Regions from separate parts of the Homo sapiens genome. Here region 2 is linked to region 1. The links are chromatin loops, found by intact Hi-C in ENCODE. Cell type or tissue: breast epithelium. All regions are shown on one strand. Links, peaks and the distances in the headings refer to the core of each region. The heading gives the core; the rest is flanking DNA.

Region 1 (12,092 bases), core at 4,250-8,249:
ATTTCCCTTTTATTTCTGCCTCTTTGTCTCCCTCTGCTAGAGTGCAAGTCCTTTGAGGACAAAGCATGTTTTAATCATCTTGGACTCCCCAGGGCCCAGGACAAAAATTGGCTCTCGGTAGTTAATAAGTGTTTGTTGAACAAAAGGATGGCTACATTTTTTGCCCTTTTCCTTCATTATTAAATATTAAATGTTCCTATTTACATATTCTGCCTTACTGAAGAGGTGTTGCTGGTCCCTACACAAAACGGTCCCTGATGACTGTACTCTGATATTTCTTACATTCTTTCCCTGTGAGTCTGTTTCTAACGGCAACCTCATCTTCTAAATGTAATTTCACACATGTTACTAAATCACTTTGCTTCAGCCTGAACCTAGGATGTTGCTTCTCCTTCAGAATAAGATGCCAGCTGGGAATAGAGATCCAGGCAGTCCCAGAAGCCCCATGCTAACAACTTCTGCTAATTCTTAGGCTGATTATGTGGATTATTGAATAGATCGTCTTTCTGCTTTTTATCCTTTAAACTCTCTCTGCTCGGCCTTGTCTGTTTCATCAGTAAAGGTGGGCATGGGGAACATAGAGACTGTGAAATCTAAACCTACTCTACTCCACTTCCATTTGGTCAGGTTTTGGAATAAAAAAATCTACTCTATTAGTAAAGAATTATAGTCATTTTAGAGCCATTCTCTGAGTAAAACTGTCAATTAATAAACTTGGCCATTCTGTTTGGGGAATAAAAGAAAGGAGGAGGGAGTTAAGGAGCTTATTTCCCCCAATTCTCTAACTCACCAATGGGTTTGTGGCTGCAATTGCCTGAAGTCCCATTGACTGTGTTGCCTGCCTATTGAGTAGGATCTTCTGGGGTACATACAACTTAAATGTAGTTTTGAAAGTTGCTTGTCTTTCTCTCAGGTCATATTGCTAATATTGTATACATTGCCAATTGAGCAATCAGTTTACCAACTAGAGGAAATCTGGCTCACTAGATTTACTGAGCACCTGCTGTATACCAGGCTCTAGACTGGGTGCCCTGTCTCCTTGACCTCTAATCTTCACAAGCAATCTAGGAAAAGTGTTATGAACATTTTAGAGATGAAGGAAGAGACTCAGAGAGGTTATTTACTTCTTGCTCAAGCCCATACAGCAATGATTTCCCAAACCTGTAGGGTGTTTCTTCCTTGGGTGTTTTGTAGCGGGGAAAAAGAAAGTCAAAGCCTGTTTCCATTATCGTGGATTTTAGGGAAAGGGGAGTATTAAACATAGTAATCAGAGAAGCCTGGTTCTTCTGAAGCTTCTGACTGTCATCAAATTGGAAGTTAATGCTGGGGGAGAAGCTCTGTGTGAAGGACCCACATACTCCCGTCTCTGGCCCAGCCCAAACTGCCTTGGCTTACCTGAGGCTGCCAGTGACTTCTGGCTCCTAGATCTTCATCTTGCAGCTACGTGGACAAGGTGGGTGCAGCCTGGTGCCTTATGTCTGTGCTGTAGCTTCTTAACAGCAAGTGAGATGGTAGCAGGCATGGAAGGCCATCGGTGGGAAGGGAAAGGAGGGGTTGTCATAGACCAAGGAGGGTGACCACAGCATTCCACAGATTCAAAAATGCCCATTTTTAACATTGTAGCATTTTACAAGTCAGAATGCATCTTACAATTGATATGTACATGAAATGTAGGATTCCTTTTCCAGATAAACTGTTAGTGCATCATTGATACCTCTTATACGCAATGGCATCCTGGATTCAAGGAACTATGGCAGGTTTCATCTTATGTGTCAATTCTGATCAAGTGGTGGAGACTATCTGGAGTTTGGGAGGAGAAAGGTCTGGTGCTATGTCCATGGCAGTGGTGAACAACAATAAACTGAGTGGGGCGTCACTGTGCATGAGAGATGGCATAGAATCCTACTGTCGGGCATTTGCGCCTTCATCCAATATCTTTGGTATTAAATGGAGGAGCACCTGCCATATCTTCAACTGTAAACTAAAGGACACAAAACACAGGAAGCATTTCCAAGGGACCAGGTCAGAGGCCTGCCTCTTCTCATGCAGATTTGTGACTGTGGCCTTTTTAAATACTTTTTTAAAGTATTAATTTAATTATAAAAATAGTACATGCATGCTATAATACAAAGATACAGAGGTACATGAAATTTTAAATGTCTCATTGTATAGATGTTACTATTACTGGCCTTATAGATTTTTACCCTTCTTCTATTGTAAACAAATGTGTCTTTGTGTATGTCTGTGCACGTACACACACACACTTGTCTGTCTATGGAGAAAATCTTAACAGAATTGTGGGCAGGCCTCATTTTTAATGGGCACAACATAGTCTACTTAACCTCTCCCCATTGAGGTTTGGCTCAAAGCTTATTTCTTGTTTCTTATGAGTGTAAATGCTCAGAATAACCTGTATGACCAGTGTCATAGTCCATTCATGCTGCTATAACAAAATACCACAGATTGGGTTATTTATAAAGAATAGAAATGTATTTCTCACAGTCTGGAAGCTGAGAAGTACAAGATCTAGGTGCCAGCAAGTTTAGTGTCTGGTGAGGACTGTTTTCTGCTTCCAAATGGTGCCTTGTTGCATGCTCTGGAGGGGACAAGCACTGTGTCCTCAGGTGGTAGAAGGGATAATATAAGCAGTTTCATCTCTTAAGACCTTTATAAGGTCACTAATCCCATTTATGAGGGCTCTGCCCTCATGACTTAATCACCTCCTAAAGCCTCCACCTCTTAATAGTATCACATTGATTATTACTTTTCAACATATGAATTTTAGGGGACATTCAGACCATAGCCACAAGGAATGCTTTACTTACATTTTAAATTAGTTTATTAAGATGGTTTCCCAGAAACATAAACATGCTTAAGGTTTCTGATAATTTCTGAATTGATATGTCAAAGATGTGGTTGATTGACACTTGTTAACTATGGGTAAATTTAAACTCAGTAACAAAGCTTTTGTGTTTCCATTACCAAAGAACAAGAAACTATTGGAGGTAAGTCATTGTATATTTATGTTGGCTGTTTGGCGATGTCCTTGTTAGGAATGGAGTGAGTCATGCTGCCTGAATGCAGTGTGTCAGAGGCTCAGGGTCTCAGGGACAATATCCAGGCTCTAGGTCACCTTTGACTTTACCTGCCTTATCTGACCGGCTCATAGCAGGCTGGGGTAAGTTCATGTTGCCACGGATTCTAGGAGGGATCTCTGAAGTGTCAAGTACTGCCTTTTCTTCTCATGGTTCAGTGCAGATGGCCGCAGAGGGCAGGATAGTTGATGACTTATTCTCTGGAGTCATCCAATCTTGGGATTAATTCTTTTATATTCATTTGCTGGGAAGGGAAAGGAAGAAAAGGGGAAGAAGCTCTGATGGCAGTTCCCTCTTCCTAGATTCCCTGCTGGTGGTGCCTCAGGAACTTCCTTTCTTTTTGGGTATACCCTCCTTTCTTTCCTTCCTTTCTCAGTGTTTACTATTTGTGGGAGCATGTACTAAGTGCTACGCACTTTACACATGTGATCTCATTTAACTCAATCCATTTAACTGAACTGCCAAGAGGCTAAGTGGCTTACAAAACCAATTCTATGATCTTTACATTTTTACTTGTGCAAACGTGTGAGAAAGTTTAACTGGTGAAACATCTGTCAGGTGAAGACTGATGTGCTTTCTATGGGTCAGCAAGAAGGCAGAAGTATATCCATCTAAGTATACATTTATATCAAAATAATTTATTTGGACCCATGTAACTATAGCATTGATTATTGTTTTCTAAATTTGATTAGCAGTCAACTGAACATACTATTCGTTTATTGCAATTGGGTACTTTAAAACAAGTTCTCAGAGTAAGGGTTTTTTTTCTGTTATATTTTTATACTCACATTAAAAAAAGAAATATATACCCAATCTTGTTCAAAAAGAATTTAGGATAGCTCATATCTGGTTTAATCTAAAATTAATACTTTAAAAATGGAATTTTAAAATGATAATTTTAGTAGTGTTTTGGAGACTAAAATTGGGAAAGTCAAGAAGCTGGCTGTTGACTCACACTATTGGTTTCACATTGCAGAAGATAATGTGCCATTTTTTTCATTTCAATTCAGGCAACGCTTCCTGATCACCTACTAAGTGCTGGGCACTGCATGTGGCCAGTAAGACCTCCATGTGTTGCACAGTAGCTGACAGCAGATCAGCAGACTTTTGCTACCAGGATGGGCACAGGGCACTCTAACTTTGCAAAGCAGCCTTTAGGGCCTCTTTTCAGGTGCCCAGAGATTGCTACGGTGTAAGGGAAACTTTTGTATGTTCCAGGGCTGGTGTCAGGCCCATTTTCATTGGCAATGACCTTCCTGGCATATGCTGCATTTTCCTATGTTGGTGAGAAATTTAATTTTACTCTCCAGAGGTATTAGGGAAAATATTACAAACCACTTTTCAAGTTGAGGTTGAACAAATGACCAGGTATAACTGGTTCAGGACCCCAAAATAATGTCATTGTTTCTTTAAGCATTGTCATTGAGTTGAAAGCCATGGAGGTCACAAATAAAAAGAGTTAGGCTCATATTCTAAAGATCCCCAGCTCTTTAATTTAAAAAAAAATCAGTGTCAAAATGTTTTGTTTTAATTACATCATTGTTTTCAGACTATGCTTTAAAGAATTTTAAAATTAGCTTAGTTTTTTAGTAATCTATGAATAAAGCTTCTCTTCTCGTGTGCCTGCCTTAGAGATGGACTGACTTTTTTGCAAAATGCAGCTTTTATTCTTAGAGAACTTAGTAGTGCTTAAACTGTGTTCATATTCATCCTGTCATTTGAGCTCTGTGACAGCCTTGTGATGGAGACAGAACTGGATTCTTACCCAAATTTTACAGATGAAAAGTTAGAGGTTGAACAACTTGCCTAAGGCCACCTTGCCTAAAGTAGCAGGGCCATTTGAGCCCTAGTTCAGGCATATTTCATTGGGCACACTGTCTTTCCAAATATTTGCAAAATTGGACGCTTGAATAGAAGACCTTCACCAAAACTCTGCTTACTATTTGGCTATTTCAAAAGTTAATTGTTGGATTTGCTGGGACTACCTAAGTGTCTTGAAAAATATGTGCATTCTGATAATGGATGCAATACATCAACTAAGTATTTTTAGGCCCCTTGTGTTTTTACACTTGTTACATCTTTGTAATGTATTGATCAAACTAATGAGTCGGACTATTTGGAATGAGCAGCTCAGTATTATTTAATGCTGCATTTCTTGTATTTTATTGATCACTTGCCTGATTAATTAACTTATACTATACTTGGTTTTAAGAAGACTTTGCTGGAGCTACTGAACAATTCTTTAGCTCACTTTTCTTATGAAATAACCATGGAACAAGGTACTATTTAGAGTCTTTGGGTCTTGTTGCGAATTTGTGGGTAGAAAATGTAAGATATATTTCAATACATGGATATAATCCATTTACAAGTAGCTAGACGGCCTTTGTTCAAATTTGACCACCTTTCAGACAATGAGCTTCACCTCTCAACTCTGCAGGAAGCCCTTAGTAGGTCCCAAATGGAAATAGGATCTACTCTGTCATAACTATCAAGCCTGAGATCTTAAGGCATCCAGGTAGTCACTTAGGAATGAAGAGGCAAGGATAGATTCAAACAACATTTCAGAGGTAGAAATTGGCTTGTTCAGTTTAGAAATGACATGGAAATTTCTAGTTTAATGATGCCAGTAACTGAGAGACCAACGGAGGGGCAGGGGCTGAAGGAAGGGGCTGGATTGAGTTTGAAATATTGTATCCTTCTCCTGAGGAGGTTATAACTTGGTTTGGGAATGTGGAGTTGACATGGATGAGAAAAGATAAGTAAACAAATGACTAAACTGCAGTATGATAAGGCCAGAGACAGAGATCTGCAGAGCATGCTGGGAGAACAATTTGTGGAGGTTGAGAAGTCAGAAAAAGCCTCCTAGTGGGCCTGACACATGGGCTACATTGTAGAAGAATTAATTAGGGAGAGTGTAGCACAGGGCATTCAATGCAGTAAAGGCAGTCTATACAAAGGCTCCAACGGTACAACAAGAGCCAGTAGACCAGGCAAGTTCAGTGGGCTGGAGGTTTTAGGATGGTTGAAAGATTTGAAAAGAAGCAGCAGCTTAGTCATGAAGAGCCTGGTAATAGCAGCCAGCACTTGTAAGCATTTACTGCAAGCCAGGCATCGCAGAATAGTTCAGAATATGTTTAGAAGGTAGAATTGTCAGTATGTGGTGACCAGTTGGACATGGGGTAGAAAAGAGAAGTACAAGTCCAAAGAGAGTCCCAAGTTTCTGCCTTGACCAAGACAGAGTTTGAATGAGGAGCCTATTTATGAGGGAGAAGGCTGATGAGCTCCATTTGGGACCTGTACAATTCAAGGTTCCTTTAGTCATCCATAGTATTTGGATGTATGGAGTCTGAGACCAGACTGCCCCGGTTTGAATCCTAGCTCAGCCACTTAGGAGACTTATGACCATGGGTAAGTTACTTAATCCCTCTGTGCCTCAGTTCAGTTTTCTCACTAATAAGATGGGAATAATGGCACTTAACCTTATAGAGTAGTTGTGATATTTAAATTTTACATAAAATTATGTATATTAATTATATATTATACGTAATTTTATAATGTGTATAATTATATAAATATACAATGTATATAAAATTGTATATGATTATATATATAATTTAGGTTCTAGATCATAACAGGCACTTGATAACTTATTGTTATTAATTATTATCATTATATAGTTCTGAGACTCAAGGACCTGGGTTGACACCATCAAGGTAGAGTATTATATATGATCATTATGTATGATCATTATGTATCTCTTAGGAGGTATTTGGCTATAAGAAACAGAAAATCCAATCATGGCTTTTATCATGGGTTCTTTTATTGTTTAGCAAGGAGTTTGGAGATAAATGGCTTCCACATTCTTTTAGCAGCTCAGTGACATCAGGTCCCTGGACTAGTAGCTCTGTGATTCACTCAGCCTTTCTCTTCTATTCCATAAAATGGCTGTGCTAGCTCCTCCGGTTCATAAATTGGCCACACTAGCTCAAAGCATGTCACCCTCACCAACAGTGTTCTAAATAGGAGAGAAGGAGGATAGTGGGGGAAAACACTCTCCTCATAGGCCACTACCCCTTTTGTCAGAGAGGAAAATCCCAGAAGCCTCCTGGCTGATGTTTCTGTACCTCTCATTAGCCAAAAGCAGGTCACATGGTCACCTGAAACTCAAGGAAAGGAACAGGATAGCCATAATTGGTTTAGACCAGTCATGATTCAATCTCTGGGGTTGGACACTGTAAATCCTAAACAAATAGGGTCTTTTAGCAAAAGAGAAGGAGGGAATGGCTGTTGGGCCAGTAATTAAGAATGTGCACCACTCTAGGGAGGGAGGACATTTAGAGAAGAGGACAAGAGGAGAACCCAGGACTCCATGACATTCATAGGTCTTATAGGGAACAGGGGCCAGGGAAGAGATTTCAAATGCCAAGGAAATAGGAGAAGAAATCCAGAGAAGCACCCCAAAGGGAAGAGCTGGGGGAGAGGCAAGTCTACAGGGGTACATCTGGCAGAGCTTTGAGCAGAATGAGGCTGTAAAAAGCTGTCAGAGTTGGCAGTGAGGAGGTCAGAGTGACCATTGCCAGTGCAGATTCAGTGATGCCAAGGGTTAAGAAGAGAATGGTGATCTCTATCATATGCAGTTGGTAGGCGTGCAAATTAATCCAAAATTTGTATTAGTTTGGCACTGTGTGCCAAAATTTAAAATGCTCATACCCTTTAACTCTGAAATTTCACTTCTAGGAATTAATTCAACTGGCCAATTTAGACAAGTGGAGGCTGATGTAAGTACGAGGATGTTGATTGCAGCCTTGTTTGTTATAGCAAAACAAAAAAAGAGGGGTGATTGATCTGATCTGAAAGCCCATCATATAGGATTAATTATAATAAATGGTAGTACATCTTGGCAGTGGAATACCAGGAACAGTAGAAAAGAACTGAAGTTCTGGAGTCCCACAGCCAGGGTTTAAATTCTGGTTCTGCCATTTACCAGCTGTGTGACCTCAGCTCTCTGTGAACATTTCTGGGACTCAGTTTCTTTAGCTGTAAAATGGGATAATTATAATACTAACTCATAGAGCTATAGTGAGGAATAAGGATGCAGATATAAGTGAAATACACTGAATATTTCTGGCACAGATTATTATGCAGTAATTTAAAAAGATTTGGCAGATTTACATGTATGTTTAAAAGATTGTTTATAAGATGTTAAGAGAAAGAAATGAGGTTACAGAATATCACGATATAATGATCCAACAGGTGGTTTTATCTGGGAGGTAAAATCCTGGGCACAATTCACTTTCTACTTTATACCTATTTGTATTTTTTACCTTTAAAACAAGGCATTTAATGTCTTATTCACCTGGCCAATTATAAGCCACAGGAGGGAAGCTACCATTTCTGTTTTGTTCACCACAGTATATCATAATATCTGGCATATTACAAGCAGATGATAAATATGTGTTGAATGAGTGTATGAAAAAATAGTAAGTTGTGTTTAGAAGGAAATTCCATAGGCCAAGAGTTCAAAGATGCAGTAGTTCTGCACCAACAAGTCCCCGGGTAGACCTCAGGGACAAGGCTGCAGAAATGAAGCAGAAGTCAGGGCTGAGGGTTGTATATTGGTCTTCAGTATGAATGCCTCAGCTTCTGAAACAGCTCAGGTTGCAAAACCTGAGGAAGAAGAGGGAAAACAAGCCCCAAAGCACCAGGATCCAGTCCCTGGTTTTGTTCAGCACTTCCCAAACAGGCTGAATCTGAGAGCCAAATCACATTTTAGAATTGCAGGGCATTTTGGTGCCATTGAGTCATTTCAACTTCAGAAAACCCAAGGCCCTGGAAGGAGGAGTTCTCCAAGTTCCTACAAGACCTGAGACGACCCTGCCCTGTGTTTCCCAATTCCTGCTCTAGTGCTGGCTCCTTCTTCCAAGGACTGAACATTGTAGATTTCTGATACACACGAAGTTGTTTTCAGAGGATGTCCATTCATTTGACTCCTAAGAAACCCAGTTCTCTTAAGCACAATTCAATGGCTTGCGTCTCTAAAGTTCACTGATCACCCATCGCTCTTGCTCTTTATTTGTAAAGAACAAAGGGACCAGGGATGTAATTAACTCACCCACATTTCCCATTGTCCTTAAGTCTTTTGTGCAAGCATTGATTGTTGTTTTTATTGTTGAAAGCAGAATTGTTCTCCTGGCAACACACATCCAGAAAGAGAGCCCAGTGAGGGACTCAGCAGGTGATGCTGTTGAAGTTTGACCTTACCGTTTGGAAGAATAAAAGAAAAAGCCAAAAAAAGCAATAATTGAGCAGAGGGTCGTTATGAATTGGTTACTATTCTATACTATTAAATGCTTTGGGAGAAAAGACATTTGGTTATTTTTAAGTGCATTTAGGAATTCAGAATATCAGCCAGCTGAGCTCCCAAGTACAGGTCCTCAGGGGATTCAGTTTAATGAATCTTTAAGAGCAGCCTGTTGTTAACATATTACAATTAGCACAGGTAAATGGAGGATTCGAATGTGCTTCTGGCAAATAATCTGTTCTCACTTTTATATCTTAGTCATTACTTACTCATACATTGATGTTTACTCTGAGGTTGTTTTGCTGGGAAGAAAGGATACACTTAGCAAAGCAAGATGATATGGCAGAAGAGAGCTTGAGATTTGGGATCTAAATATGACCGGGTGGAATATTGGCTCTGTTCATTAGTACAGTCGTGTGGTCCTCAGGAAATTGCTGAAATCCTCTGAATCTGTTTCCTCCTCTATAAAATGGGGATTATAAAACCTGTTTCAGTGGATTGTTCAGCTGATTCAACCAAATCATGTTAAAAGGGCTGCTGCATAGCTCAATAAACTTTAGCTTCTTTCCCTCAAAGTTAAGCTTTTCTTCCCTGTTCATCTAAAAAATCAAGCAATGAATTACTGAAACCTTTTCATAGGGAAGAGAAGGCAATGTTTTGGGTTCTTTACCCACATTTTGCCCATACATTCGACTTTATCCAAAGAACGCTTTGAGTTGCTGCAACCACCTGCACGCTGAGAAGACAAAGGTGAGGAGTAGGGTTAAAAGCAGGTTCATGTAGGTTCAACTGGAAAACCAGCTGCCACGGAAGCCTCAGGCATATCTAAATTTGTTCCTCCCTCTTTTCCTTCCTAACTCCTTAAGGTTTGTGGGCGGGATCATGTAGGATGACGACAGCCAAAGGGAACCATCCAAGGCTCTGAGGTGGAGGGAGCTCTGCTTGTTTAAGGAACTGGAGCTCGGTGGGTGAGACAAATGGTGGCAGGAGATGATGCCTGAGAAGTTGGCAGGGACCAGATTAGGTGGGGAATTGCAAGCTGGCATTATAAAGTTTGGATTTTAAGTGTAATGGAAAGCCACTGGAAGTCTTTAAACAGGGAAGTGACATGATTTATTATTTTAAATGTGCGCTCTGGCTTCTGTGGGAAGATTGGATTGTAGGGGCTAAGTATGGAAGCAGAGAGATAAGTTAGAAGGTTGTTGCAGTGGTTTATTGAGTTTGGGTGCTTTAGGGTGCTGGAGAGAAATACTGTGAAGGTAAAACTGACAGGCAGTCAAAGGTGAGGCTTAAATGAAATAACATAAATGAAGTGCCAAGTGTGTAGTAGATAATTAACAACACAAGTTCCCTCTCTTCGTGCTACAACTATATCAACAAAGTGATGTTTTTCTCTGGAATTGGATATAGGGAGATGATAAATTAATAACCACATTTTCTCAGCTATGGATTTGTTCTTTGGAGGTGGGCTGACTGGGAGATGGAGGTCAGCTTTTGCAGATCACAGCCTGCCAACTGGGAACACTTGCGAAAGGAAGAAATAATAGAAGCAGGAAGCAGGAAAGGAGGGAAGAGCAGTATGGAAAAAAGACTGGGCCAGGTGCGGTGGCTCACGCCTGTAATCCCAGCACTTTGGGAGGCTGAGGTGGGCAGATCATGAGGTCAAGAGTGCAAGACCGGCCTGACCAACATGGTGAAACCCCATCTCTACTAAGAAAACAAAAATTAGCTGGGCGTAGTGGTGGGCGCCTGTAATCCCAGCTACTTGGGAGGCTGAGGCAGGAGAATCACTTGAACCCGGGAGGCCGAGGTTGGAGTGAGCCAAGATTGGGCCACTGCACTCCAGCCTCGGTGACAGTGCGAGACTCCATCTCAAAGAAAAAAAAAAAAGACTGGAAGGAGCAATTTGGGGACCTTATCTCCCTCACAAGGCATGTGACAGTGGTATGGCTTGGCTGCTTCAGTGCCCTAGTACTCAAACCCCTAAAGGGAGAATGCAGATGGACAGGTGCAGAGGTCATGGGGAGCACTTTTGGGCTTCAACCCCACGGCAGTATCTTGGGGTGAGTGCTTACGACTCTTGAAGCCCCAGTGGGTGTGTGTTACAGTGTGCTCTTTCTGCTTTGCCATCTGCAGGTGGCTTGTGTTAATCAGCTCAAGTAGACCCTCTGCCTTATCGCAAGAGCAGAGGGCTTTCTGTATCCTGAGTTCTTGCCCAGTGTACCAGAAAAATTTGATCACAGGTGGGCTTGGTGCAAGGTTCTGTTGAGTGGTGGAGGTGGCGCTCAGCAAGATGGATGGGGGGCCAGAAGAGGGATGGAGTGGGAAGGTGGTCTTCCCCTGGAGTCAGGCTACCCAGTGGCAGACTGTCCTCTGATGGCCCCTGGCTGAACTCCCCTCAGAGTCCGCATTGTTCCACCATCGCTGGTCTGCCAGTGTCTGCTGGTGTGGTCCTCTGCTCCTCCGATGTCTAGCCGCTTGTGTGTGTGCCTGCTAAGGTCTCGGGTTTATATGGGCACAGGATGGGGGGCATGGCTGGCCAGAGTGGTCTTGGAAAATGCAACATTTGGGCACAAAAACAAGAGTGCCTGTTCTCTCTTAGGTCCATGGGCACAGGCCCAAGGGTGGAGCCCCTGCCAGGGACCCCACTCTTCTCTACCCAGGGCTTCCCTGCCCTACTTCCGCATCACTGAGAA
Region 2 (12,092 bases), core at 4,407-8,406, 62 kb after region 1:
ACTCTAATACTCCTTCAGTGTGGTCAGCTATAATACAGTCAAGGAATCCCTATATCTGTTAAACAGGGTGAATGGAAGTGAAAATTACCGTTTGACTGAGTAGCATTGCTGAAGAAAATCAGTAGAAGTGGTCCAAGATCCTTTCGCATTGTCTCAGTTCTAAATGTTGTAAACTTTCAAATTACTGAAACTCTGGGTTTCAGTATCCAACCCCTTCAAGGCCAGCTGAAAATCAACAACAGAGTGGGTTAAAATAAAAGAAGCATGTCTGTGCAATCCCAAATTAAAGCGAAAATATGTGCTGGCCAAAAGTAAGTCATTTTTCAGCCTCAAAATATTTTTTCCAAATTCTAAGATCCTGCATTTGACATGTTTAAGAGGGAGATATAACAGCTGAAGTTGTCTTTGTTCAGAATGTAGGAGACAGTTTTGTCTAGACTTTCAGGAAAGATATAGAATGACATTTTCAGAACAAATCAAAATATATTTTTAAATTCCTTTTTCCCCTTCACAAAGAGGATCTGACATGCTTCTGTGATTTGAATTTGGCTGATCTATAAATGGCCTCAATAGTTTAACATGAAAAGTAGAGTAAAATAAACCATTGAGAAAAGTTATTAAAATACTGTTAGTTCACTTTCTTACCTTCACAATAACCTTACCACCAAAAACAATTTAGTAACTAATATTGAGTGGAGTGGTTTCTAGGTATGTGTTAATCTCTTGACATACATTTTCTGACTTAGTTCTCACCACAACCCCATAAAGCAGGTATTGCTGTTATGTTAATTTTCTCATGAAGACAGAGAGAGTTGGGGTGACTCACTCAAAGCCACAAAGCCAAGCAGGGACTATGTCTGACTGATCTCCCAAACCTGCCTTCCTGCCCTCCTCACCACTGTGCTTGGGTCTTCTTTCTTCACAGGGCCAGCATCGTACAAAAACGCATTATTTATTTTCAAGATGAGGGCTCTCTGACCAAGAAACTTTGTGAACAAGGTAAGACCCTGTGGGTGGGGAGGGGGAGGGGCAGAGACATGGAAGGCAGCTCCTCCTGCACGATCCTCCTGCTGCAAGAATTAAGGCCCCTGGGCTTCGTGAGTTCCTCTGGGTTCTGCTTCCTCACGTAGCTCCGATTTTTAATCTGGCTGTGTGCTGTGGGTAATTGGATCCGCCTTAAGCTCTAATTACTCAGCTTGATTCCCTGGGTAGAAGATAATGTACCTTATATTGGTGTCGTCTTCTTATTTTTGTGAAACAGTGATTATTCTGAAGAGGTTCCTTGGAATAATTCACAGGACTTAATTAAGGAATGCACAATTGTGTACCTTTAAAAAGTCTGTAATGGTTCTTTGGAAAAAAATCACCAGCAAGATCTTGTGTGGCACCCAGACAATATGGGAGGATTTTCTCCAGAGAAGCCCAGCAGGGGATGGGGATGCCAAGGGGGTGTTGACCTTGTGATATCACCACATTCAAGGATCTAGTCCTTAGATTTGCAAACTTATCAACCTTCTCTCCTTAGGTTGAAGGTATTGTAACAAAGCTCATGGAGGCTAACTAGACTCGGGGGATAAAGCAGAGACCTGAGTTTAGATCAGGCCCAGGTTCGGATCTGCCTCTGCCCCTTCTAGCCATGTGACTTAAATAGATAAAATAGTACAGTACCTCCTTGACACATAGTAAATGCTGTCTATAGAATAGATAGCTCTTGTTATCTATATCTGAAAGCTTATTCATTAATCTACTGCAAAAAAAATTGACCTTAAACATCGGAATGTTTTTAAAAGTTATTGGATAACTAAATAAAAATAAAAAATGCTCTATATTTATACAGCATAACAATCTCATTTCTATTTAATTTTGCAGAATTTTTATTTGCATTTAGAGCAATTAGTGTTTGGAGAAGAAATAATCCTCTCCAACTATAGCAAAGTATAAGCTACTAAGAAAAAGAAAGGTTGATAAAGGTCTTCGGGGAAAACAATAATAATAGGTAATATGTTTGGGGTGCTTTGCTACGTGCCAATAACTATTTTAAGCACTTCATATGCATTAATTTTATAATCTGCACAGCAGCCCTATATGGTAAAGATTATTATTATATTTTTATTTTATGGATGAGGGGCCTGACACAAAAAATTTAAATAGCTTTCTTAGCATCATATACTCATGGTGGAAGGCTGGGTTTGAAGTCAGGAGCCAATGCCCTTAACCATTGCTTTCTAGCAAAGCAACTGCTTCCCAGTTCAGTAGTTCTTATCATTGCCTTTGACAGATCAATGCATTGTCCTCCTGTAGATGAGCTGAGCAGAAACTAGGTCCCCTGTTTGGAATTGTTTAGAGAACATGGCAATAGCAAAGGAGAGAGAGAGTTGGATACCTTGCATTAGGATCATACCTCCCAGAGGGGCTGGAGAGCTGGAATCTGCAGTCCAGAGAACCCTGGCCAGCTTCCACATGGACACCACCACACGTGTCTTCTGAGGCTTTTCTTTTTTGTGTTCAACTGCCTGCAAGTTCACTCAGCCTTTCTCTACACAGGGAGCATCTCCACTTATTAAGCTCTTGGTTCCTCAATGACAATCCCATCCCTGCTGTATCTTCATGTGATGAGATCCAGGTGCTGTGGTGGACTTGTGGGTGTTTTGGATCACACATTTCCAAGACACCTCTTGTAAATGCCTTAGACAAGTCTTCACATAACATCAGGATTGAGACTTTGGGAAGTGCACATTAGTTAATGATTGATGGCAGTACATGAGGGTGTCAGTGAAGTATCTCCTAAGAACCCTCAGCTCCTGAAAATAAGGCTGTCCTCCGACAGTCAAACTGACAAAACCACACCACAGTGCCTGGGGAGAAGACCTAGAGCTGCACAGATGAAAAGCAAAGGCAAACAATAGTTTTAAAAAGCAAGATAAACAATAGGTTACTTCCAATTAAGAACAGAGAAACAAAATATTCAAAAAAGTGACCTATAACAAACATATGCATACACATACTTTATTTTTTTTTTTTTAGTTTTTTTGAGACAGAGTTTCACTCTGTCACCCAGGCTGGAATGCAGTGGCACGATCTCGGCTCACTGCAACCTCCAACCCCCGGGTTCAGGCGATTCTCCTGCCTCAGCCTCCCGAGTAGTTGGGATTACAGGAACACACCACCATGCCCATTTTTGTATTTTTAGTAGAGATGGGGTTTCATCTCTACTAAATATGAAAAGATCTCTGTCTCACAAGTAAGATCTAAATAGAGATTTGCCATGTTGGCCAGGCTGGTCTCGAACTCCTGACCTCAAGTGATCCGCTCATCTCTGCCTCCTAAAGTGCTGGAATTACAGGCATGAGCTACCGTGCCCGGCCCTGCATACACATACTTTAATACCATGTCACAAGCAATTAAATGAAAGAGACAAAAAAAAAAGGAAAAAGGAAGGGAAACGCAGAAAAAAGAGAAAAATGTCAACAGAAACAGGATAATGAGAAAAGGAAGAAAAAGGGAAGAGGAACAAAGAATACAGGAAGAGAGTTGCAAAGGAAGTCAGTGGATTTCAAGTAGAAATGGGGAGAGAGGGCGGCTCTGGAGATGCTCCATAGCCTGAAATTACCCATGGTTGGCAGACCCTGCCTGCTGTGGTTAGAAGAGGAGTAAGTGGACGATTCTTATCACTGCCCTTTGAAAGCCTGATTCATTTTCAATAGGCTTTTCCTTAGTAGGAAAACAGTATGTCTGTTTTTATTTTCAAACTGAAAAATTTATTTTTCAAATGGGAGCTTAAAAATGTATTTTTCAAATGGAAGCTTATTTTCCTTTGAAAATCCAAAAGGTTTATTATGCATTCCTTTGAACCCTCAGAAATATCGTTAAGTTTACCACCTATATCCGAAAGCCCTTTTGATAAGGCAAAGCTACCAGTTGGCCTTCTTTTGGTTTTTGTAGAGACTATTGCTGCCTCATTTAATAGCCCCTAGTAGCTACAATTGAAACCTCAGCATGTATCTCTGATTTAGAAATCGTAGAGCTATGTAGGGAGGCAATTTTTTTTTTAGCGCATCTTTCTTCATTGAAAAAAGCAATACAGAAACAATAAAAAAGTTTTCTCTCTTTCCTATCTATGCAGACCTATCCAGATGAGGTCTTTCCTGGAGTAATGTAGTGCAGAGATTAAGGGTATGAGTCCTGGACCCAAAAAGACCTGGCCTCCAGTTCTGCCTGCCCTGTTCACTAACCCTGTGACCTTGAACAGGTTACCTAATCTGCTTCAATTTACTGACCTGTAAAATGGGGATAGCAAAAGTACTTACCTCCTAGCATTGTTAGGATTAAACGAGACAATATATGGAAAGAAATCAGCAAATAAAAGGACTCAGTATTTTGTAGTTATTATTATGATGTCTCATCCTTTCATCTCCACCCTAGAACCTAGAATTCACTTCTATCCATCATGGATTTTATATATTTAAACCAAATCAACCCAGTAAATTCCAAAAGGAAGTCTTGTAAAATGCTCTTCCTAACACTCACAATGATTTTAACATTCTTTGCCACTACTCTTTGTATAATATTTAAGAATAAATGTCCAACTGCAAAGAAAAAAAAATTATGTTAATACTACTAGAGGAAGTGAAAAAAAGCAACTGAAGCAAGTTACATCTGTAGTCATTGTTTTCATCTTGCAGGAAGCAGAACAGACTAAAAGCAACAACGTGCAGCTAGAGATGTGGGTTTGACAATCGGAAATACTGAATTTATTCATGTAATCTCTCTTTCCCCACTTATCAGCTATTCACAGCTAAAAATGAGGGCCGAGAGGGAATCTTAAGTTTTTCCTGGCTACTTCTATACCCAGAAGTACAGTAAACCTGAGCTTATGAACACATTTCCACCCCCTACTCCTCCCAGTGAAGTCTCTGAAAGCATGATAAGAAGTGACGTGATTATATATGCATGCCTCTTTTTTTTCTCCCTTCAGTAATTCTTTATCTCTCTCCATTTATTTTCACTGCTCTGCTTCAAAGTCATTCCTTCTGGTCCTGTCATTTTGGTCCCAGAGAATATTTCCTAGAGAAAGCACACATGTGTATTCCTCCTAAAATTTGTTAGAGAAATCCTGTTGTGGGAGGGGTGGGGAAGGAGACCAGGATCCGGAAAGGATGATTGAGTGAATTTTACCCCTGATTTTTCAACATAGCCCCCATCTTAAATATTCTCGAATAGCCTATGGGTTATTGCTCCCACAGATCTTCTCAATTTATTAGGGAAAAAGCTCTCTTTTTTTTTTTCAAAATATTACCATACTTAGAGGCATACAAAATCCTTTATTGCCCAAGTACTGATCTGGCTCTAAGTCTTATTAACTAATGAAAGCTGCATCTTCTTTTCCTAAGGGTTAAGGATAAAATGAGACCATGATAGCACCACCTTATATACAACCCACGTTTACTTTCTAACTTGGTGACTTTTCTGACTGTTTCAGATTCCACATTTGATGGGGTGACTGACAAACCCATCTTAGACTGCTGTGCCTGCGGAACTGCCAAGTACAGACTCACATTTTATGGGAATTGGTCCGAGAAGACACACCCAAAGGATTACCCTCGTGAGTAGAGTGGCTACTCTGTGGTTTGGGGAAAAGCACATTGTCAAAGTTCTGTCTGGTTATAGGGCACACTAGCTGCAGCATGTCAGATCTGCTCCCTAGTATTGGCTGGTTCATGAAATGCACAATCCAAGTATGTATATTAATCAAGACAGGCAGACATTATATGGGTATGCTTTCAGCTTCTTTGCATAGCATTGTGCTATTTTTTTTCTTTTTTTTTTTGAGATGGAGTCTCGCTCTGTTGCCGAGGCTGGAGTGCAGTGGCACAATCTCGGCTCACTGCAACCTCCGCCTCCCGGGTTCAAGCAGTTCTCCTGCCTCAGCCTCCTGAGTAGCTGGGATTACAGGTATGGGCCACCATGCCCAGCTAATTTTTGTATTTTTAGTAGAGATGGGGTTTTGCCATGTTGCCTGGGCTGGTCTTGAACACCTGACCTCAGGTGCTCCACCCACCTTGGCCTCCCGAAGTGCTGGGATTACAGGTGTGAGCCACTGTGCCCAGCCCCAGCATTGTGCTTTCTTATCTGTGATTTTTAAAAATATTCCCAAAGTCATGCTGCTTATATTCAGGTGAGGCATTTGGTAACCTCAATCCCCCTGCAATGACCCTGTCCATGAATTCCATGACAGACCTGCTGGAAATAGCGGCAAAAGGGACCTGCTCTTGACTCTATAGGTCAAGGTCAACAAATACTCTGCTATCATAGGTGTTAGTAATTAGTCAGCATGCCTTTTTTTTACTGACTTCAGATGCCACCTTGAAATCCCTTCATGAGGGGCCAAGCATGGTGGCTCAAGCCTGTACTCCCAGTGCTTTGGGAGGCTGATGTGGGAGGATCCTTTGAGGCCAGGAGTTAGAGACCTGCCTAGGCAACATAGCAAAATTCTAAAATTAGCTGGGCATGGTGGCACATGCCTGTAGTCCTGTAGTCTTGCCTGTAGTCCTAGCTACTCAAGAGGCTAAGGCAGGAGGATCTTAAGCCCAGGAGTTCAAGGCTGCAGTGAGCCATGACCACACCACTACACTCCAGCCTGGGCAGCAGAGCAAGACTCTGACTCAAAAAAAAAAAAAATCTTTTCATAACATTGTTATCAAGATAGCCAATACAAAGCCATGAGAGTTGTCAGGAGACCCCAAACTTACTATTTTTTAAGTAGATCCTACTAATTCCACTTTATCATATAATTGTCTCAACAAACGCCTAACATGTGCCAGGCACTGTGCTCAGCTCTAGAGTTATAATACTGAACAAAAAAAAGATGCATCCCATATTCTCAAGCCACTCAGCGGCTAGTGGAGAGACAGACACTAACCAAATAGTCATGCAGAAAGAGGTGAAGACTATAAGAAAAGTGGACTTACTGTGAACCAAGCATTTCTACATATGTTATAGTGTTTAATCCTCAAAGTAATGTGTTTTTGTGGATAAGTTTACTGGGGAGGAGAGAGATGTCATGATTTGCCCACATTGAGATGTAAGTAATGGATCCAAGATCCAAAGGGGTTTTTCAGTCTCCTATGCCTGCCTTTTGTTTGGGTTGCGTGTTGCCCATTCTCTCTGTGGGTGGCAGGATGTCCATGTGTGGCACTGAGCCTGTTTTTTTCTGTTCATTGTCTGTTTTGTTCTTGTGCATTTTACTTTGGAGTTACCGCAGTTCAGGAAGAACAGTAGGAATGGGAGAGAGAGATTAAAAAGAGGGATTTGGCTCAGGTCCCAAAGGAAAGGGGGAGAAAAGGGCACATGATTGGACTTAAGAAGACTCAGACCAGATCAGAACCTCCATGATCCCCACGCAGCCCACCCAGAGGGGACTTCGACATTTGTTGACAAATCAAGAGCTCTATTGTTTAATGTTACCCACATGCAATCAAGGCTTGGGATCTTAGAAGCCTCTTTCTAGTTCATTCTTCTGACTCTGAGATTCAGCCTGATCTGCATCAGCTGTGTGGGAGACCTGTGCGAAGAAACTTGGACTCTCTGCCTGGGGGAAAGAAAACATTTGGAACAAGCACGATGGAAAAATTTCCTCCAGCCTCTCCTATCCACTAACCAGAGGAAATAAAATGTTAGGGGCCCGTTACTCATCTTTTGTGATCCTAAGAAGCTTCTTGACCTTTCCTATTCTGCCACTGTCATTTCCCAGAATTTAGGGAGGAGGTGAAAAAAAAAAATTGTTTCTGGGTCTTTGGGCCAAATCAAGTACAAATCTATACAGAGTTTCTGTGGAGTTGTTGAGAGTTTCTTAGTAAATATAGCAGACGTGTGTTCCAGATCTTCTAGGATTGTTCCATTTTTGACATGATGTCTTATAGACAATTGTCAGATTGTGTCCTAATTTTTGGTTGGAAAAATTTGGTCACTTGTACAGAATAGCACTTAACATAGCATACTGTAGTTATTTTTTTAAAAGTCTTTCTTTCCCACTAGACCAAGAAGTCCTCCAGGACAAACGTGATGACGTGCTTATCTTTGATTCTTAGTGCCTGTTGTCTTCCCAAGCACTGTGTACTGATTGTTGAACTCCGAGTCACACTCATTATGACCTGGGAGGCAGATGTCTAGCCTTCAGCTAATTATGATGGGCAGTATGGAGGAGAGTGTGAGTCAAACCTTCCATGGAGGAAAAGGAGTGAACACTCAGGGAGACTGGAGCCGTTTAAAAGGACATGGGGAGGATCTAATCGGGATCTTGAAAATTTAATGTTCTCAAAAGTTATTTCTATCAGTCTTAAGTAATAGATGAATTTCTTTTTGCCACTGCAAAGATGATACTGTCTTGATAACCATTCTCTATCATCATGCCCAGAGAAGCTTCCCACAATAGTGCAAACTGACAATTGCCAAGCCCCCCTGTCCTTTATTAGTCATCCAAAACACTGCTTTCTCTACAGTGATCTTAGGACAGTGGTTCTTAAGCTTTTAAATCTTAGGACCGCTTTTGTATGCTTAAAAAATCTTTGAGGATCCCAACATAAGTGGTTTATATGGGTTATAGCCATCAATCTTCCATGTATCAAAAACTAAAACAGAGAAATTGAAAAATATTATTTATTTTTAAAATAAACCTAGTAAATTAAAAATAATAAACTTGTTCCAGGTTAATATAAAGAACATATTTTATGAAAATACCTATATTCAAAACAAAAGAAATGTGAAAAGAGGATCAATGTTTTACGTTTTTGCAACTGTCTTTTCTATCTGGCTTAATAGAATACACCTGGATTCCCATTTGCCTTTGCTTTTGCATTCAACTTAGATTCAAAATAGATTCAAATAGGTTCAAAAAATCTATTTTTTGGTTGAAGTATGCGGAGAAAATTCTGTCTCATATGGCTATGTAATTGGAAAAGGGAAGAGTATTTTAATAACCTTTTCTGATAATTATGGATAATCTTTGATCCTACACCAGAACTCTGCAAATTGTTTTTTTAAAGGTTAATTACAATGTGGAATTTGAAACTATATCAATGAACTTGTACTCTTACATTAAAAGTCATTGCTTTACCTTCTACTTTGAATGGATCTTTTACAAATGCATGGTTTTGTAACATCTTACGTTGATCATTTGGAAAATATTGGTTTACTGAGTTATGCAGATTGTGCAAGTGTTGACACAGTTCATTAAACAATATGAAAAGCCATATCCATTAATATCACTACCAATCTCATCAGAAAAGTATTTAATATTGGAAAGCTATCAAGTTCATAATAATGAACACAAGTTTTCTAAAATTCTGGGTTTTGCTTGAAAGCTTGAATTTTATCATTGGCAACAAATACTGTCAGTTGTTTTCCTTGAAGTGACAGGATCACTTTATTTTTTAGAAAATGTAGGCCAAATTCCCAAGTCTGAATAACCATAATTTGTCTGTCATTTGTCCTTTCAAGTGAAAATGATGTTTTATGAACATAAAAAGCGGCTAGTCCAGCTTGCACCTCAAAGAGTCGCATAAGTGCTTTTATTCAAGACAATCACAGTACTTCAGTATATAGCAGAAGTGCTTCTGCGTAGTTCCCAATTAGTCACACAGAAAAAATAAAAATATGTTTACTCAAAGGCAGAGATCTAATGAAATTAATCATTTTTATTGTTTTTTCAAGGACATTCTTTTTTTTTTTAACTTTAAGTTCTGGGATATGTGTGCAGAATGTGCAGGTTTGTTACGTAGGTATACATGTGCCATGGTGGTTTTGCCGCACCTATCAACCCATTATCTAGGTTTTACGTCCCACATGCATTAGGTTATTTGTCCTAATGCTCTCCCTCCCCTTGCCCTGCACTCCCCGACAGGACCAGGTGTGTGATGTTCCCCTCCCTGTGTCCATGTGTTCTCATTGTTCAACTCCCACTTACGAGTGAGAACATGCTGTGTTTGGTTTTCTGTTCCTGTGTTAGTTTGTTGAGGATGATGGTTTCCAGCTTCATCCATGTCCCTGCAAAGGACATGAACTCATTCTTTTTTATGGCTGCATAGTATTCCATGGTGTATATGTGATGCATTTTCTTTATCCAGTCTATCACTGATGGGCATTTGGGTTGGTTCCAAGTCTTTGCTGTTGTAAACAGTGCTGCAATAAGCATAAATATGCATGTGTCTTTATAGTAGCATGATTTATAATCCTTTGGGTATATACCCAGTAATAGGATCACTAGGTCGAATGGCATTTCTGGTTCTAGATCCTTGAGGAATTGCCACACTGTGTTCCACAATGGTTGAACTAATTTACACTCCCACCAACAGTGTGAAAGCATTCCTATTTCTCCACATCCTCTCCAGCACCTGTTGTTTCTTGACTTTTTAATGATCACTATTCTAACTGGCATGAGATGGTATCTCATTGTGGTTTTGATTTGCATTTCCCTAATGACCAGTGATGATGAGCTTTTTTTCATATGTTTGTTGGCCACATAAATGTCTTCTTTTGAGAAATGTCTGTTCATATCCTTCACCCACTTTTTGATGGGGTTGTTTTTTTCTTGTAAATTTGTTTGAGTTCTTTGTAATTCTGGAAATTAGCCCTTTGTCAGATGGATAGATTGCAAAAATTTTCTCCCACTCTGTAGGTTGCCTGTTCGCTGTGATGCTAGTTTCTTTTGCTGTGATGAAGCTCTTTAGTTTAGTAAGATCCCATTTGTCAATTTTGGCTTTTGTTGCAATTGCTTTTGGTGTTGTAGTCATGAAGTCTTTGCCCATGCTTATGTCCTGAATGATATTGCCTAGATTTTCTTCTAGGGTTTTTATGCTTTTAGGTTTTACATTTAAGTCTTTAATAATCCATCTTGAGTTAACTTTTGTATAAGATATAAGGAAGGGTCCAGTTTCTGTTTTATGCATATGGCTAGGCAGTTTTCCCAGCACCATTGATTAAATAGAGAATCCTTTCCCCACTGCTTTTTTTTTGTCAGATTTGTCAAAGATTAGAGGGTTGTAGATGTGTGGTGTTATTTCTGAGGCCTCTGTTCTGTTCCATTGATCTATATATCTGTTTTGGTACCAGTACCATGCTGCTTTGGTTACTGTAGGCTTGTAGTATAATTTGAAGTCAGGTAGCATGATGCCTCCAGCTTTGTTCTTTTTGCTTAGGATTGTCTTGGCTATACAGGCTCTTTTTTAGTTCCATACGAAATTTAAAGTAGTTTTTTCTAGTTCTGTGAAGAAACTCAATGGTAGCTTGATGGGAATAACATTGAATCTATAAATTACTTTGGGCAGTATGGCCATTTTCACAATATTAATTCTTCCTATCCATGAGCATGGAATTTTTTTCCATTTGTTTGTGTTCTCTCTTATTTCCTTGAGCAGTGGTTTGTAGTTCTCCTTGAAGAGGTCATTCATGTCCCTTGTAAGTTGTATTCCTAGGTATTTTATTCTCTTTGTAGCAATTGTGAACGGGAGTTCACTCATGATTTGGCTCTCTGCTTGCCTATTATTGGTGTATAGGAATGTTTGTGATTTTTGCACATTGATTTTGTATCCTGAGACTTTGCTGAAGTTGCTTATCAGCTTGAGATTTTAAGCTGAGATGATGGGGTTTTCTAAATATACAATCATGTCATCTGCAAACAGAGACAATTTGACCTCCTTTCTTCCTATTTGAGTATGCTTTATTTCTTTCTCTTGCCTGATTGCCCTGGTCAGAACTTCCAATAGTATGTTAAATGGGAGTGGTGAGAGGGGGCATCCTTGTCTTGTGCTGGTTTTCAAGGGAAATGCTTCCAGCTTTTGCCCATTCAATATGATATTGGTTATGGGTCTGTCATAAATAGCTCTTATTATTTTGAGATATGTTCTATCAATACATAATTTACTGAGAGTTTTTAGCATGAAGCAGTGTTGAATTTTACTGAAGGCTTTTTCTGCATCTATTGAGATAATCATGTGGTTTTTGTCATTGGTTCTGTTTATGGGATGGATTACATTTATTGATTTGCATATGTTGAACCAGCCTTGCATCCCAGGTATGAAGCCGACTTGATCATGGTG

Evidence for each region. A loop is a pair of places that touch in the nucleus more often than their neighbours do. Peaks named below come from ENCODE experiments on the same cell type or tissue, not always from the same donor. Only the 100,000 strongest peaks of a DNase experiment are listed, where the experiment ranks them.
Region 2: it touches region 1 in a loop (18-fold over the local background); 1 of 110 quality-filtered maps calls a loop at or near these places.

What each region holds. Positions count from the first base shown.
Region 1 is chr11:14,012,732-14,024,823 of GRCh38, forward strand. The region is part of intron 2 of SPON1 (spondin 1); the gene reads left to right. Among named protein-coding and RNA genes, the nearest start is that of SPON1, 56 kb to the left of the region's middle. RefSeq lists an enhancer at 8,954-9,461. In breast epithelium, for the core only: no CTCF peak of the experiment used is centred there; no DNase peak of the experiment used is centred there.
Region 2 is chr11:14,074,420-14,086,511 of GRCh38, forward strand. SPON1 (spondin 1) reads left to right here. Exons shown (of 16, transcript NM_006108.4): 4 at 926-999; 5 at 5,480-5,602. Among named protein-coding and RNA genes, the nearest start is that of SPON1, 120 kb to the left of the region's middle. In breast epithelium, for the core only: no CTCF peak of the experiment used is centred there; no DNase peak of the experiment used is centred there; H3K27ac peaks cover 1,643 bases.